Regions from separate parts of the Homo sapiens genome. Here regions 1 and 2 are each linked to region 3. A link is a contact called in ENCODE Hi-C or POLR2A ChIA-PET data. All regions are on one chromosome and are shown on one strand. The core of a region is the stretch at or near the end of the contact, and the rest is flanking DNA. Distances in the headings are between cores, read along the strand shown. Region 1 holds the start of RIPPLY3 (ripply transcriptional repressor 3). Region 2 overlaps KCNJ6 (potassium inwardly rectifying channel subfamily J member 6). Region 3 holds the start of DYRK1A (dual specificity tyrosine phosphorylation regulated kinase 1A).

What was found. Hi-C counts contacts between places; a loop is a spot of excess contacts on that map. ChIA-PET counts read pairs that join two places held with the same protein, here RNA polymerase II (POLR2A). Pooled maps may share reads with other maps.
Region 1: a loop to region 3 is called in a map with no recorded cell type, with 17 times the contacts of the local background. The contact joins the promoter of RIPPLY3 here to the promoter of DYRK1A in region 3. A Hi-C loop is called at or near these places in 9 of 37 single-sample maps with no recorded cell type and 7 of 50 pooled maps. POLR2A ChIA-PET finds 5 or more read pairs at or near these places in 2 of 52 experiments (H1 and HEK293T).
Region 2: a loop to region 3 is called in a map of PC-9, with 6 times the contacts of the local background. The contact joins the enhancer-like site here to the promoter of DYRK1A in region 3. A Hi-C loop is called at or near these places in 6 of 168 maps with a recorded cell type or tissue (GM12878, PC-9, ascending aorta and 3 more), 4 of 37 single-sample maps with no recorded cell type and 12 of 50 pooled maps.

The regions. Positions count from the first base shown.
Region 1 is chr21:37,003,779-37,008,794 of GRCh38, forward strand. RIPPLY3 (ripply transcriptional repressor 3) reads left to right here and starts at 2,924. Exons shown (of 4, transcript NM_018962.3): 1 at 2,924-3,098; 2 at 4,379-4,445. The coding sequence starts at 2,995. RefSeq lists an enhancer at 2,265-2,765 and a silencer at 2,989-3,098.
Region 2 is chr21:37,656,677-37,661,456 of GRCh38, forward strand. The region is part of intron 3 of KCNJ6 (potassium inwardly rectifying channel subfamily J member 6); the gene reads right to left. All of the region lies in intron 1 of KCNJ6-AS1 (KCNJ6 antisense RNA 1), which reads left to right. Among named protein-coding and RNA genes, the nearest start is that of KCNJ6-AS1, 140 kb to the left of the region's middle. Within about 2 kb of position 2,460, at least 10 of the 41 ENCODE cell types and tissues checked have a DNase peak (open chromatin) inside an H3K27ac peak, as active enhancers do; they include PC-9, ascending aorta and endothelial cell of umbilical vein, where a contact is called at or near this core.
Region 3 is chr21:37,364,782-37,369,315 of GRCh38, forward strand. It overlaps DYRK1A (dual specificity tyrosine phosphorylation regulated kinase 1A), which reads left to right and starts at 1,992. Exons shown (of 12, transcript NM_001347721.2): 1 at 1,992-2,847. RefSeq lists enhancers at 528-1,453, 985-1,064, 2,378-3,302 and silencers at 1,205-1,384, 1,415-1,724, 2,305-2,454, 2,645-2,724, 2,965-3,104 and 1 more.

The DNA of each region.
Region 1 (5,016 bases), core at 1,674-4,173, 360 kb before region 3:
AGTTTTTCAACAGTGTAAGCAGCGCTCTCTGATTAAATACATCTTCATTCCCATTTCAGAATACATCTACAGTATAGACACAAGTAGAATTACTGGGACAAAAGGTGAACTTTCATTTTTGTTGTGCTTTTTTTGAGACAGGGTCTTAGGGTCTTGCTCTGTGGCCCAACATGGAGTGCAGTGGCATGATCATGGCTCACTGCAGCCTGCAACTCCTGGGTTCAAACAGTCCTCCCACCTCAGCCTCCTGGGTAGCTGGGACCACAAACATGTGTCACCACACCCGGCCTGGGTGAACATTTTTATGGCACACAATACACCTTATCAAACTTTTTCATTGCATTGCCACCAGCTACCTAGAAGACACTCATTTAAAAACATCCACACCTAGCCAGGCGTGGTGGTGTACACCTGTAGTCCTAGCTACTTGGGAGGCTGAGGTGGGAGGATCATTTGAGCCTGGAAGGTTGAGGCTGCAGTGAGCCGTGATCATGCCACTGCACTCCAACCTGGGCAACAGGGCAAGACTCTGTCTCAAAAAACAAACAAACAAAAAACACAACGAAAACACCCCTTCTGCACCCAGTTGCCCAGTGTTCTTTCATTTTCTTTTCTTTTTTTAAAAAATTATATATATATATATTTGAGAAAAATAACAGCGTCTCACTCTGTGGCCCAGGCTGGGCTGCAGTGGTGTGATCATGTCTTACTGCAGCCTCAACTTCCTCGAGCTCAGGTAATCCTCCCACCTCAGCCTCCTGAGTAGCTGGGACCACAGGCCCACTCCACCACGCCTGGTTAATTTTTGTATTTTTGTAGAGACGGGGTTTCACCACTCCGGCCAGGCTGGTCTGGAACTCTTGACCTCAAGTGATCTGCCTGCCTCTGCTTCCCAAAGTGTGCAGATTACAGGATTGAGCCACCGCGCCCTGCCCAGTGTTCTTGTAAAACCCCATTCTGCATTTAGATTAAATATGGTACCTTATTGTTGCAATATGGCCCACTAATGTTCTTTGCCTCCTTCTAGCCTCCTCCCATTAATTCCCCCCTCTTAAATGTTTGCCTTTATTTAGATTTAATTATTGTTGCTCAAAATCTTAATTAAAAAAATGTGAAAACACTTTAATGTCTGAAGTTCTTCGATTTTTTTTTTTTTTTTTTTTTTGAGACAGAGTCTGGCTCTTGTTGCCCAGGCTAGAGTGCACTGGCGCGATCTCGGCTCACTGCAACTTCTGCCTCCCGAGTTCAAGCGATTCTCCTGCCTCAGCCTCCCAAGTAGCTGGGATTACAGGCACCCGCCACCACACCCGGCTATTTTTTTGTATTTTTCTTAGTGGATACGGGGTTTCATCATGTTGGCCAGGCTGGTCTCAAACTCCCGACCTCAAGTGATCCACCCGCCTGGGCCTCCCAAAGTGCTGGGATTACAGGCATGAACCACCGCGCCTTGCGGAAGTTCTTCGATTTTTTTTTTTTTTTTTGGAAAGGGAATCTCTCTCTGTCTCCCACGCTGGAGTGCAGTGGCACACTCTCGGCTCACTGCAACCTCCGCCTCCCAGATTCAAGCCATTCTCCTGCCTCAGCCTCCCAAGTAGCTGGGATTACAGGAGCCTGCCACCACGCCCGGCTAATTTTTTTATTTTTAGTAGAGACGGGTTTCACCATATTGGCCAGACTGATCTCGAACTCCTGACTTCAAGTGATCCATCCACCTGCCTCGGTCTCCCAAAGTGCTGGGATTACAGGTGAGAACCACCGCGCCTGGCCTAGTTCTTCGATTTTTTAACATCCATCACAGTAACTTAAATTATATAAAGTAACTACCCCTGAGGAGCCCGGGGTAGTTGAAGGCCCTCCAGCGCCTTCGGTGTTCTGTCGCAGTGCTCTACGTGTGAAACCGCTTTCTCCCACCCTGGCCGTGCGCTGGTGATGGTGGCAGCGGCGCTCCAGCGACGCCCGGGGAAGTGTCCCCAGGGTCGGGCAAGGTCGCTTCTGCTGGTCGGGAGGCCCTTTCTAAGCCTGGCTGGGGCTAACCGAAGGAGAAGCCCGCCGCTCCAGGCTTTATTAAAAATTCGCATTCTTTCCAAGGCCGCCATCGGTGGGAAGGGTGCGCTCGTAGCACCCCTCTTGCTCGGTTCCATTCCTGGCCTTCTGTCTCCTGGAAGGGTCGCCGCGCCCCACCCCACCCGCTTCGCCACGGGTTCGAGCCCTGGCGTCGGGGCGTCCGGGAGCCCACTGTCCAGCACCGAAGGCAAGGCCGGTGCACGCGGACCCGAGGATTCGGTAGATGTCCCCGAAGACCCGCTGCCGCTCTAAGGCGGTGGAAGCGAGATTCTCCGGAAACCCAGGGAATCCGATGCTCGCACAGGACCAAAGCCCGAGGCCGCGGGGACCACAGAGGGACGGAGAAGCCGGGACTCCTCACATCCCACATCCGGCAGGGGAAGCCCAGCAGGTGAGCGCAGGTCCCCCCAGTCCCCGAGGGAGTGCGCCCGACGGAAACGCCCCTAGCCCGCGGGCCTCGCTTTCCTCTCCCGGGTTCCTGGGTCACTTCCCGCTGTCTCCAGCCCGAGCTCGTGGCCCCAATCCCTGGTACCTCCATCCTCTGGTCACCCCTTCTCTGGTGCCCCCTCCCCGACTTTTCTTTGTCCCGTCCCCACCCTTGCCCGGGCCTGCCGGACCCCCCTCCTTGACACCCGGCGCCACCTCCTTGAGCTTTTCTCGTCTCCTCCCCATCCCCGGCTCCCTGGTCCCCTCCCGGAACTTCTCTGGTCCCCTCCGCTCCTCCGACCCGGGCTTTTCCTTCGTACCCTGCGGCCCCCTCCGCACCCCTCACGGAGCTCCTCGGGTCCTGCCCCCTCCCAGCGCTTGCCCGCGCCGCCCCGCCCCCGTTTTTAAACCTGGCGCGCGGGTAGGTGAGCGCGTTAGCCCGAGTGGATCTAGGCGCGCTCGTAGGCCGGCGCCGCAGCAAGGGGCGCGGGCTCCGCCGGCACCATGGAGCCCGAAGCGGCGGCCGGAGCCCGGAAGGCGCGGGGGCGCGGCTGTCACTGCCCCGGGGACGCTCCCTGGAGGCCTCCGCCACCGCGCGGGCCGGAGAGGTGAGGGTGGCCCCGCGCCCCGGTGGACGCGCTGAGAGGCGTGCGCGGTGGCGGTGCGGGGAGCGCAGCGAGCGGGAGGCTGGGGCGCTGCTGAACCCCCGATCCCCAGCGGAGCTCCGGAGCTCGACGGCGACGCCAAGCAAGCTCCTGAGCCGGCAGCCGGGTTCCCGGGAGGGGCGCTCAGTTCTCCGGTTCCAACGCACAGCTCTGAAGTGCGGAGGCCCAGGATGTAGCTGGCCAGGAAAGGGGCCGACGCTTCCGTGTAGAGGAGATCTCAGTTAGCCAGCCGGGGACACTGCAGTCTCGGGCTCCTAAGCCAGCCTTGCAAAGGCAATCTCTCACCTTGCTACTTTCTCGGTAGCCGTTTCTGTTGTCCCTGGATTGGGGGCTCGGCGTTCGCTGTCCCTGGGCACCAACCCTTTTAAAGACAGTAACGTTGTAGGAAATCAAATTAGCCAGGGAGGTAGGGAAGGGACCGGGTAGGCCGGATGGGCCAGGTAGCCAGGCAGGAGAAAGATTCCCTCTTTTTTTTTTTTTTTTTTTTTTTTTTGAGACAGGGTCTCACTGTGTCGCCCAGGCTGGAGTGCAATGGCGTGATCTCGGCTCACGGGAACCTCCGCCTCCCGGGTTCAAGCGATTTTCCTGCCTCAGCCTCCTGAGTAGCAGGGATTACACGCGCCTGCCACCACGCCCGGCTAATTTTTGTATTTTTAGTAGAGACTGGGTTTCGCCATGTTGGCCAGGCTGGTCTCGAACTCCTGACCTCGAGTGATCCAGTAACCTCAGCCTCCCAAAGTGCTGGGATTACAGGTGTGAGCCACCGCGCCCAGCCCCCTTTTTTTGTTTGTTTGTTTTTCATCCTACAACTCTGTAAAATCATCTCTGTAGAATCAATCTCCTTCCGTGACCAAGGTGGTGTGATTGAAATTAACCGGGGACAAAGTAGACAGCTATAGTTGGGGAACCCCGAATTGAACAATTCAGCCAGGATTTGCAGGGAGAGAAATCTCTCAACTAATGGGTTCCCTGATAATTGTGTGAGATTCGGGACCTCCCTTCTCAAAGCTTAACTGGAGACAGAGAACTGGGGACGTAGCAGGAGAGAAAAAACACAAATGACAGTAATTTATCCACAGCCCTGAGAACTCCAGGGAAAGTTCCTGGGGGGTCCGGTGCCTCTTTTTCAGGCAGACACTGGAACTAAGAATAGCTCTCATGGCATAGTTTGAAGGCAGCAGAAGTGCCCAGGGTTCACTCTCTCCTGGCGCTTGCCGTTCCAGCCCCGCGCCGTGGCGACCTTGGATCCAGACACCTGGAGATGCTGAGCTGACCAGAACTGGAAGGCCGGTAAGGTTCAGTGCGGGCGTTGTAGGTAACCCTTCCAGCCAGAAAGTGGCATCGTCTTTTAAAATACAGGGACCGTGAATGGCCTTCTGCGCAGGGCCGTCCCTTGGGCGTCTAACCCAGGAGCGCCTCGGGGTCTGGGAGTTGGAACCTGAATGAGTAAGGTGTTAATCAGACCTGACTCGCATTATAGATTGGGCTCCTGGTGGCTTCTCCTTCCTAAAAAAGCATACCCACTATAAAAGCATAATCGTAGGCTGGGCGCGGTGGCTCGGGCCTGTAATCTCAGCACTTTGGGAGGCCGAGACGGGTGGATCACCTGAAGTCAGGAGTTCGTGACCAGCCTGGCCAAGATGGCGAAACCCCGTCTCTACTAAAAATATAAAAATTAGCTGGGCATGGTGGCAGGCGCCTGTAATCCCAGCTACTTAGGAGGCCGAGGCAGGAGAATCGCTTGAACCCGGGAGGCGGAGGTTGCAGGGAGCCGAGATCATGCCACTGCACTCCAGTGTGGGCGACAGAGCAAGACTCATCTCAAAAAAAAAAAAAAAAAAAAAAAACCGTAGTCGTTTCA
Region 2 (4,780 bases), core at 1,210-3,709, 290 kb after region 3:
AGCTGGACGGTGGCTGGAGATCAGACCCTTGGCTTGCCTTCTGTCAGGGACACTGTCCTCAAAACTTGAGGATGGAAGAGAAATTCACATTCTACGTGGCCAAGCCTCCTGTCTCTCTTCTCTGGGGAGGGGAGGCTGCTTTTGTTTATGCTTCCTTCTCTCTGCTGGAAGAGACTATAATGAGAGGATATTTTCTTGTCCTTTGGCCCAAGAAGTTGGCACCCCAGCGCCAGGGTACTCAATGATGCTTGTGCTTCCTTCCCACCCAAAGAAAAGTTCCAGGGGATGTCAGTGATGGCGCTGTCCTGTTCTGCCATTGGAGGTCCTAGAAGATGCAGAGAGGTTGCTTCTTGGAGAGGAGGGAGGGGACAGGGTGTCCTGCCCTGGTACCCACATGGGCCTTCCTACACAGGGTGAGGAGTCTGAGAAGCCAAGGGGACCAGTCCACCCAGAACCCCTGCCTCACCCCCAGCCGGTCCCCAGGTATCTGGGACCTGGGAACTCTCTCCTCCAACGGCCCTGATCCAAGGCCTGTGCTGGCTAGAGTCATGGAAGGGTGGCTCAGGGCTGCAGAGCTGGGGATGGGACTTGGGGAGCTGGTTGGGGTGAACCTACACACGTCACCAATGACCCTCACTGGATGAGACAGGAGATAAGGGTGGGAGAGAAGAGGCATGTCCTGGGGGCCCCATTTGTGCTCTTGTTCTGGCCCTGAAAACCTTAGGGGTGGGTCTGGGGTGAGGCTCAGCAGTGGGAGCCCTGGGAACCTTCTCTGCCATAAGGACGGGGGATTCTGAGACAGGTGAGGGTCTGCCTAGTGTGCCCAGAAAATAGTTCCTGCTCTTCCTTAGTAGCACAAGCACTGAGGCTGCCTGCTCCCAGCTTGACAGGGGTTCACTAGGACCCCTTCCTCTCCTCTCCCTCCTCTCAAAGAGATTGGGGACTCAGCTGGGATCGTTGGGTGCCTGTAACAAACCAGAGGGGTGCCCCTCACTTTCTGGACTCAGTGAAAATCAGTCTTCTAATTTTGCCCATATCATTCCTGATGAAAATTCAGTTAAGTGAGGTCTTAGAGAAGAGGTAGTAGAGAAAGTGGTAATTTCTCATAACTGACCCGCCCAGGCCACCCTCTGGTTTAGAAAAGTCCCTGCTCCATGAAGGGAATTTTCTGGGGGAGACGGCATCTGAGAAATCAGTATTTCACGACGGTGTCTTTCCAGTGATGGTTCTGCAAGCTGGTAGAGTGGTGAGTCGGGATTTGAACTCAGATCTTTGGCCACCCAGGTTTTCCTTGCCTTGCCTTGCAGGGCTGGTCTTAGGCTTCAAGATTCATTTTTGTAGTTTGTGGGTTTTCTCTTAAAACGAGGCTCTTATTCCTGCAAATATTTACAGGTTACTTTATTCTGTGTGGAACAGAATTGCTTCTAACCTGGTGGGGGCAGGGAACACTGCAGTAAGGGCTCAATTAACTGATTTCACAGTGGTCACGACTCAGACATTCATTTTAGAGATTAAGTGGAAAATAAAAGAGATCAGAGCACCTCAAGCATACAGCAGGAACGCACAGTGAATTAAATGGAGAGATGGAAGTATTTGGTCCCTGAAGACGAGCATGACATTGCGATTTAGCTTGGATGAGAAAACTGAGGTTTCTTGGAAATGCCTACCCACGTGGGGGAATTTCTCTGTCAAGTTTCTGCTGCTTTGCAGCCATTTAAAATGGGTCCTGAAATATCTGCAGTGCAGAACATCTGAGAAGAGCTTTTCATTTGCTAGAATGTTGCAGCAAGCAGGCTAAGCGATGTTAGCAGGCAACTTTGTGATAGATTTAGAAAGCCCCGAAGAAATGGGTGGTGGTGATACAGAGAGATTTTTTCTTTCCTTTTTTTCCTTTTTTGGCTTGTCTGCAGAATAGATGAAAAGAGAAAATATACCCAGATACTTTGCTCACTCTCCCAAGTGCACACTAGGCAATGTAAGCTCCAGAGGCAGCGCTTACAGGAGGGGAAGGGACGCTGAGGCCAAGAGTGCTGGCTCACTGGGGTGGAAGGGACTTCAGAGGGCGTTCCTCACTCCTCTTATTGCAGGTGAAGAAACAGAGGCAGTGGTCCTTTGCCCCAGGCCATTCAGCTGGCCAGTAGCGGAGCCCAGGGCTACCCAGATCCTCCAATGCCCAGGCTGGTCCTCTTTCCTTTCTGACCCCAACACATGAAGAGTCCATCTGGAAATGTTGGCTCCCACACTTCAAAACATTAAACTCCTTGTTCTCTTTCTCCAAATGATTAATTTGTTTTCAGTGTTTACATTAGCTGGAAGCCAAGTTGGGAACACTCCTAACTCGTTTCTCAAACAAGATGTTTTTAAAATGAAGTTTCCCAGCATGGAATGCTTTGCTACTTTGTAAGGGCTTCAGTTGCTAAGAACTTACTGCACCTGTGTCAAAACTGTGCTCTCAGGGCCCCTGGTGGAGTCCAGAAGAAGAGTTCCACGCAGTCCCTGTTTTTCTTTTTTTTCCAGGAACTCCTGGAAACTGAATCACAGATCAGATCATGTTGTTCCACAAGAACGATGTGTCACTGTGAGGCTGCATTCCTGACCACGAACTGAGCACCAAATAAGTCATGGACATGCACCAAAAGGTGTGACCCAAGGGAGGCAGGGTGAGCCCCATGTCTCAGAACATCCTCGCGGACAGCAAAGCCCTTGATGTGGTGGAGTAGGGGCCTGTGGCAACCCCTCACACATGGCAGGTCCTTTGCAACCCCAAGTGCTTCAGATGCTACCAGCCCTCCTTGGGCAGGTCTGAGATGTGACAGAGAAGAAGATGAGAATGGAAAAAGAGAAAGAAGAGCGGAAAACTAAAAGAGGGAAGGGCAGAGGAAAGAGCAGAAATGCAGTCTAGCTGGAGGGCAGGCTGCTGGCTCCAGCCACTGCCTCAGATCCCCCCGACCTGGGGTACTCAGGAGTCTGAGTGGGTACAGGGCTATAGCCTCAATTTCCCCATCTGATGTGGGACTTGCCTTGACCCAATGCCTGGACCACAATCATCCCTGATACCTGAAGCCTCCATAGATATGACTCTTTCTAACGTTTGCTGCTTCAGGATTCAACCTTGTCCACTTTTGGCTTCTTCATGCCCTCTCCAATGAGCAGTGATTCAAAACCTTTTATAAAACTACCCATCACTATCATCTCTGGCAACATGGCTGTCTAGAGAACTCAGAAAACTGTCTCCCTCTGTAATGTTTAAAATGCTGGCTATATTTCAGAAATGTAGATGGCTGCACATGACAAAGTTAAAAAGAAAGGGAAGTGTTCAGAGGTCAAAAGAGGATGCCAAAGTCCAGAGAGCTGCAGGAATGCTGGAGGGAGGCTGCCCTGGGGCAGGTGCTAACCCCATGACCTCAGGTGGCTTTGGTGTGCCCACTTCCTGGGGACTTGGCACAGCAGCTTGGGTGAGACTCACGTGCAGAGCTCACTGTCCAGGCAGCTTTCCCAAGAGGCACCTGCCTGGGCACACACCTACACTCTCTTCCTTTTTTCTTTCACAACTGGTCCCCTCCAACTTGACCAAGAAAGGCCATGTTTTACCAGGATTCCTGCCACAGGGTGCAAGGCCCTAGACAAAGGGGCGAGAGATAAGAAATATCAGTGCTGTTGGACACCCTTCTAATAGTGGCATCATGTGCCCCAGGCTGGCTTCGGGGCTCTCCTTCTCTCCCATGCTCTACCCTGAATGGGAAGCACTGGTCGTGGGGTGTTCTGGCCCAGCTGTGAGGTTCTGAATTCATTTGAGTTGTAGAGTGGGCTAGCACATGGGATGCTGATTTTCCTTTAATGACCTTGCCCCTTCCATTCCCTACTATGGCCACAGAATGCATTGTTCCCATAAGGACCAAACAAAGACTTGTAGACGATGGTAGCTCATGTCACCCAGGCAGCAAACACACACCTCACTGGCGTACCTGTGTTAGAAATAATTTGGGATGGGGAGAAGGCGTGCTGGGACTCTCCATGAGGTTCAGAGCATGCTGCTGTCATGCTCACCACCAGGGCTGGAGGGAGCTTGTTGGAGAGCACGCTTACTGCGGGCCAGGCACTGCACCAGAGGGCACCCGTTTGGCCTTAATTGACACCGCTAATCTTGGTAAGGCCTGTCTCCCATCGGTGTCCCCGTCTGTGCCTTGGTTGGATCATTTGCATGATTTTAAGGTTGAGAAAGTGAAAATGTGCACACCTAAGCAGATTGATGGAACATCTCTGACAGAAAGTCACATAGGATAGAGGTAAGATAGTGTCTTAGTTTCTTCAACATTTACAGGGAAAACACTTTCATGATCTTTTGGCCAAAATACAATTGAATATTGTAAATCCATATTCAACTTTTTTTGCAAGGGTCTATTGAAATTCATACTATCTCTATGTTTCTGAAATTTTCACAGGATATCAGGCTAAAAGAGGCTTTTCTAACTATGAGTAACAGATTAATAGTTATTTGATAACTGTTGATAAGACCCCCTCCCCACTCCCACCTTTTGGTATAATTCCTTGAAAGTGAGAATGTGACTGTCTATAATGACTAGTAACAAATGACTAGTAACTTTTGTAAGATAGGTGGGTTCTAATTATTTGCTTTTAACAAAACGGAAACAGCTTATGGGTAATTTAAAATAACTTTCCATGATTAATCAGCACGTGATTTTTAATAACAAATGACTCCAAAGGGGTTCATAGAACAGAGTGATGTGCTACATCAATACTCATTTCTTCCCTTTTCTGT
Region 3 (4,534 bases), core at 742-3,241:
TGGGATGGGGTGGGGGCAGGAAGGAGACCCACAAGCAGAGAGGAAGAAGTTGGTTGTATAGGTGGAAGCTTGAGCTTGGGAGGAACCAGGTAGGGACCTCTCCTCTGAATAAGGGGCGCTCTGGGCCACTTCCTCTTTCTTCAAAACAATTAAGTTGACCGTGGACCTTAATCACACTAGCAGGGCAATTTTGAAACAATAATCCGAAAGAACTTTTGCCAGCTACGGCAACTTTTTTATATCATGGAGATCAGCCTGAAAGCAAGCTATTTGCCCGACCACTTTTTGACCAATTTATTTTCGGTTTAGTCAGGTTTCTTCCAAGTCTGTGCTAATCTGAATGGTTACCTTAGTAATTACTTTTTGACTAATTTATTTTCGGTTTAGTCGGATTTCTTTCAAAGTCTGTGCTAATCTGAATGGTTACCTTAGTATATCAATGTCCTAGTAACTGTAGCAAGGACATTTTTGCTGGAAATCATTTAAAGCAGGTGTATTTGAGTCATGTAGCATAGACAGCGGCATTTACTGCGAGTTTTTTACATCTAATATTGTTTATAAGATTTTATCTGTTGTCACATTTGTGAAATTTATGAAAAAAATTGGTTACGAACACTATCACAAGGTGGCAAAATCAAGCTTAGAAATCAATTAGTGACTCTGCTGTAAAATAGTATATATATACACACACACTCTTTTTAGGTATACATTTATTAAATGCCATTAGAGTTGGTACAAAATACAATTTTTAGCTGGTGGCTCTCTACCGATTACAACGCAGCCAGCACAGCATACTTGGGTTTTCAAGCCTCGGGAGCTCACCCAGCAATACATAGCTAGGGAGAAGGGGTAGGGAGAATAAAAATCAGCGAAAGCCAGGATATTAATAAAGAGTTTTGATGGTTAAGGACAAGCAGGCGAATTAAGACTCTGGAAACCGAGAAGGTGTATAGAAAAGAAAACCAGAGAGCTGGACGACAAGGACACAGTAACAGCACAAGGGGATTCATCTAAAGGGCATTCCGATGGAGCAGGCAGGCTGCGCCCCGAAAGGTGGGGAGAGGTTGGAAGCAGATGGGCAGGCACAGGCGAGCGTGCACTGCCTGAAAAAGTTTTCATGATGGCTCCAGCCTAATTTCCCAACGCTGGTCTCGGGCGCCACAAAACCTGGGCGGCCCGACCGGAGCCAGGTGCCAGCCTCAGGGCCGCCGGGCCCGGCGCAGCGTCCGGAATTCCTGCGATGTCTGGGGCGCGGCGGTGGCTCCTCCCCGCCCCCACCACGGCCTCCGCCGGCATTTTCCGGCTAGGAGGCCCGCCAGCCCTTCGAAGAACCGGCTCCACGCGCGGACGGTCGCGGCCGCCGCGCTTCCCGGGGAGAGAGGCGAGCGCGGCGCCCGGACCGCGGTGAGAGCCCTCCAGGCCCGGGCGCGCGGGGTGGGCTTCCCGGGTCCCCGCCCGAAGGCCGCGGCGCCCCTCCTCCTCCCCCTCCCCCGCCCGGGGCAGCCCGCCCCTCCCCCCGGCGCGGGCGGGGCTGCGGGCGCCGACGCGGAAGCGCGGGGCGCTAGGGCTGCGGGGGCGGCGGCGCGGGAGGCCGCGCGCGCTCCCCGGGCCGCAGTCGGCGCGGGCGCGGGGCGGGGCGGGGCGGCCGGGAGGCGGCGGGCGATCGCGCACAGGCCTGGCCGCCGCCTCGCCCCCCCTTCCCCAGCCCCTACCCTCCCTCGGCCTAGCCGTCCCCCTCCTCTCCCCTCCCCCGGGCGAATCACGCGCCCTCCTCTGACACTCGTAGCGGACCCGAGCTCCGAATTTATCCTTCACGTGACCTGAGGGGGTTGGGTGGTTGGCTGGGGACAGAGGGGGAGACGGAAAGGAGGGAACGGAATCTGCCGTTACCTGAGCAACAGGCCCCGCCCGCCGGCTCGGGGCTGGGGGGCGGGAGGAGGACGTCAGCACGTCAGCCGGGGTTTTGCGTTTTGATTGACAGTTGCTATAGCGACCGGGTCGGTCCGTCGCCATTTTGTTGGTTGGTTTTTTTTTAAACCCTTTCGCTTCCCGCCCGAATAATAATAAAAAGCCCCATTGGAGTGAGGCGGGGGTGGCGGCGGCAACCGCGGCGGGGGTATCCGGGGAGACTGCTGCTGTCGCTGCTGCTGATCGCGGCCCAGGTCGGCCTCAGAGAGCGGACACCCCGAGCGGGGGGTGCGGGCGCCGCCGCCGCCGCTTCTGCTGCTGCTGTTCCTGCTGCTGCTGTTGGTGCCGCTGCCGCCGCCGGCGAGCAGGCGGGACCGGTGTGAGTGCGAGTGTGTGTGCGAGGGAGCGTGTGCGAGGGCGATTGTGCGCGCGAGTGTGCGGGTGTGTGCGAGTGTCTGTCTGTCTGTGCGGGGACTCGGGGGCGGGCGGTTCGGGCTCTCCTGGCGGAGGAGCCGCCGCCGCCGCCCGGGCCCCGGCGCTTCTCGCTGCGCAGGTTCGGAGCGCGCGCCATTTTGTGAGATTTACAAAATCCTCCTCGGGAAGAAGCCGCCGGCAGCAGCCGCCGCTCGGCGCCCGGCCTCGCCGACGCCGCCCTCTGCGCCGGGCCGGCCGTGCGGCCCCGCCGCCTGGAATCGGGGCCCGGGGACTGCGGTATTTGCCGGGGAGGGGGCTGTCGCCTCCCCGGCCCCGGGCGCCGCTGGAACCGCGAGCCGAGGAGAGACTGAGCAGGCTGCGGCGCGGCCAGGAGCCGGAGCGCCGGGGGCGGAGAGAGGCTGCCGGGGCGGCGCTGGCTGCGGAGGCCGCGGCGGGAGCGCGGCGCGGGAGCCCGAGGCTGAGACTCACCGGAGGAAGCGGCGCGAGCGCCCCGCCATCGTCCCGGTGAGTGTCCGGCCCGGCCGCGGCCCCGCCCGGCCTGGCGCTCGGCTCCCCCGGCGGCCCGCAGCCGGGCCGGAGCCGAGGCCGGCCGGGCGGAGGGAGGGACCTGCCATTTTAGGAGGAGGCGCCGCGGGCCCAGGGCCGGCCGCCGGGGGAGGGAGCCTCAGGCCGGGTCCCGGAGGAGCGGCGGGCGCGAGCGGAGGGAAAGTTGCGGAGGGTGGGAGCGGGGGCCGCGGCCTCCCGGGAGCCGGGGCCTGGGGGGCCGTAGACAGCGCCAGACCTTCACTGGCCGCCCGAGCGAAGGGGTGGAGGTTGTCTTCCTCCTCCTCCTCCTCCTCTTCCTCCTCATCCTCTTCCCCCAGCTCCTCCCTCGTCCCTCCTCTCGGTCCCCACCAGTGTGGGAACCGCCGGGGTGATTCGCAAGGACAATGCACGGGTTAAGAAAATGGGGCCGGCTGCCGGGTGGGCGAGGACGGCGGGGCCGGGCCGGGCCGGGCGCCGGCGAAGGTCGGGAGCCGCTGCCTCGGCGGCCCTGGGGGTCCGCGCTGGAGCGAGGGGCACTCACTGGCCTCCGAAGTTGGGCGGGGAGCGCGAGTGTCCCCGGCGGCTCGGGGTGGAGGGATGACCTGCCCGGCAGCCGGGGGAGTTGGTGGCTGAGGAGAGGTGAATTAGAATAGATACCTGTGTATCGCCACAAAACTTCACCAGTCTATTTATAGGCACAAACCCACTCTCGCTTCGGAGCCACCAAAGCTGCTGAGTAGCTCAGTACTTGGCGAAAGGCTCCTCCCTAATCTGAAATAGTTAAAAATGGTAAAATTAGTGAGTCAGTGACTCTGGTTACTTGCCTGTGCCTTTCGCCCAACCCTAGGTGACACGAATCCCATAATCTGGGCACAGCGCAGGAATGCTAGCACCATTTGGTTCTTGAATTCCGCCCAAATTGTCAGAAAATACGCCTTAGAACGTTGTTTTCACAAGTGCCAGGCTCTGTTTTTAGGGTTTTCAGTGGATCGACCAGCTTGCCCAGCCGGTAGGAACTGTTCCCATTTTATAGATGAGGAGAGTGAGTCTGGAGAGGGGCACTGACTGGTCTAAGGTCATACAGCTGGGACTCCAGGAGCCAGAAGGCTGTAGCCAGTCTGGAGTTGTGAATCATTAGGGTGTAACTCATTATTAGAAATACTGGCAAATTTTGGAGTGATTCGTGTTTAATGACTCAGGGTTCTAACCTAGAGATGTGTCCCCGTAAGGTTTTTAGCGTGGAATTACCTTTGTGGCTTGCCGAGGCCAAAAGGTAAGGTAATGGTGATGAGGCCTGTTAATAAACTTTTCAGGCCTTTCCCCCCCCAAGAAAACTATGTAGTCAATTTTTGAATGAAAGGAATTAAAGATATTCCTTGATGTGTTTTGTACTTCAAACAATTTTGATTATAGTCATTTTTTGAGTATTGATGAGTCATAAGAAAGTTTTGTGTAAAGTTATTTTTAGTTATTCTTTGAATGCTTAAGGGTTCCTCTGTGACCCTTTTATAGTTTATGTGTCCAAAGTATTAATGAATATATTTAGCATTTTGATTTTGAGGTGTTTTAATAACTCAGGGGAATTACCTTTAGCTTTTGTGTTGTTTAATTTCTCATGTCTTGATCAGTTACTTTAGGATAATATTGTTTTCAAGTAGACTTTTAA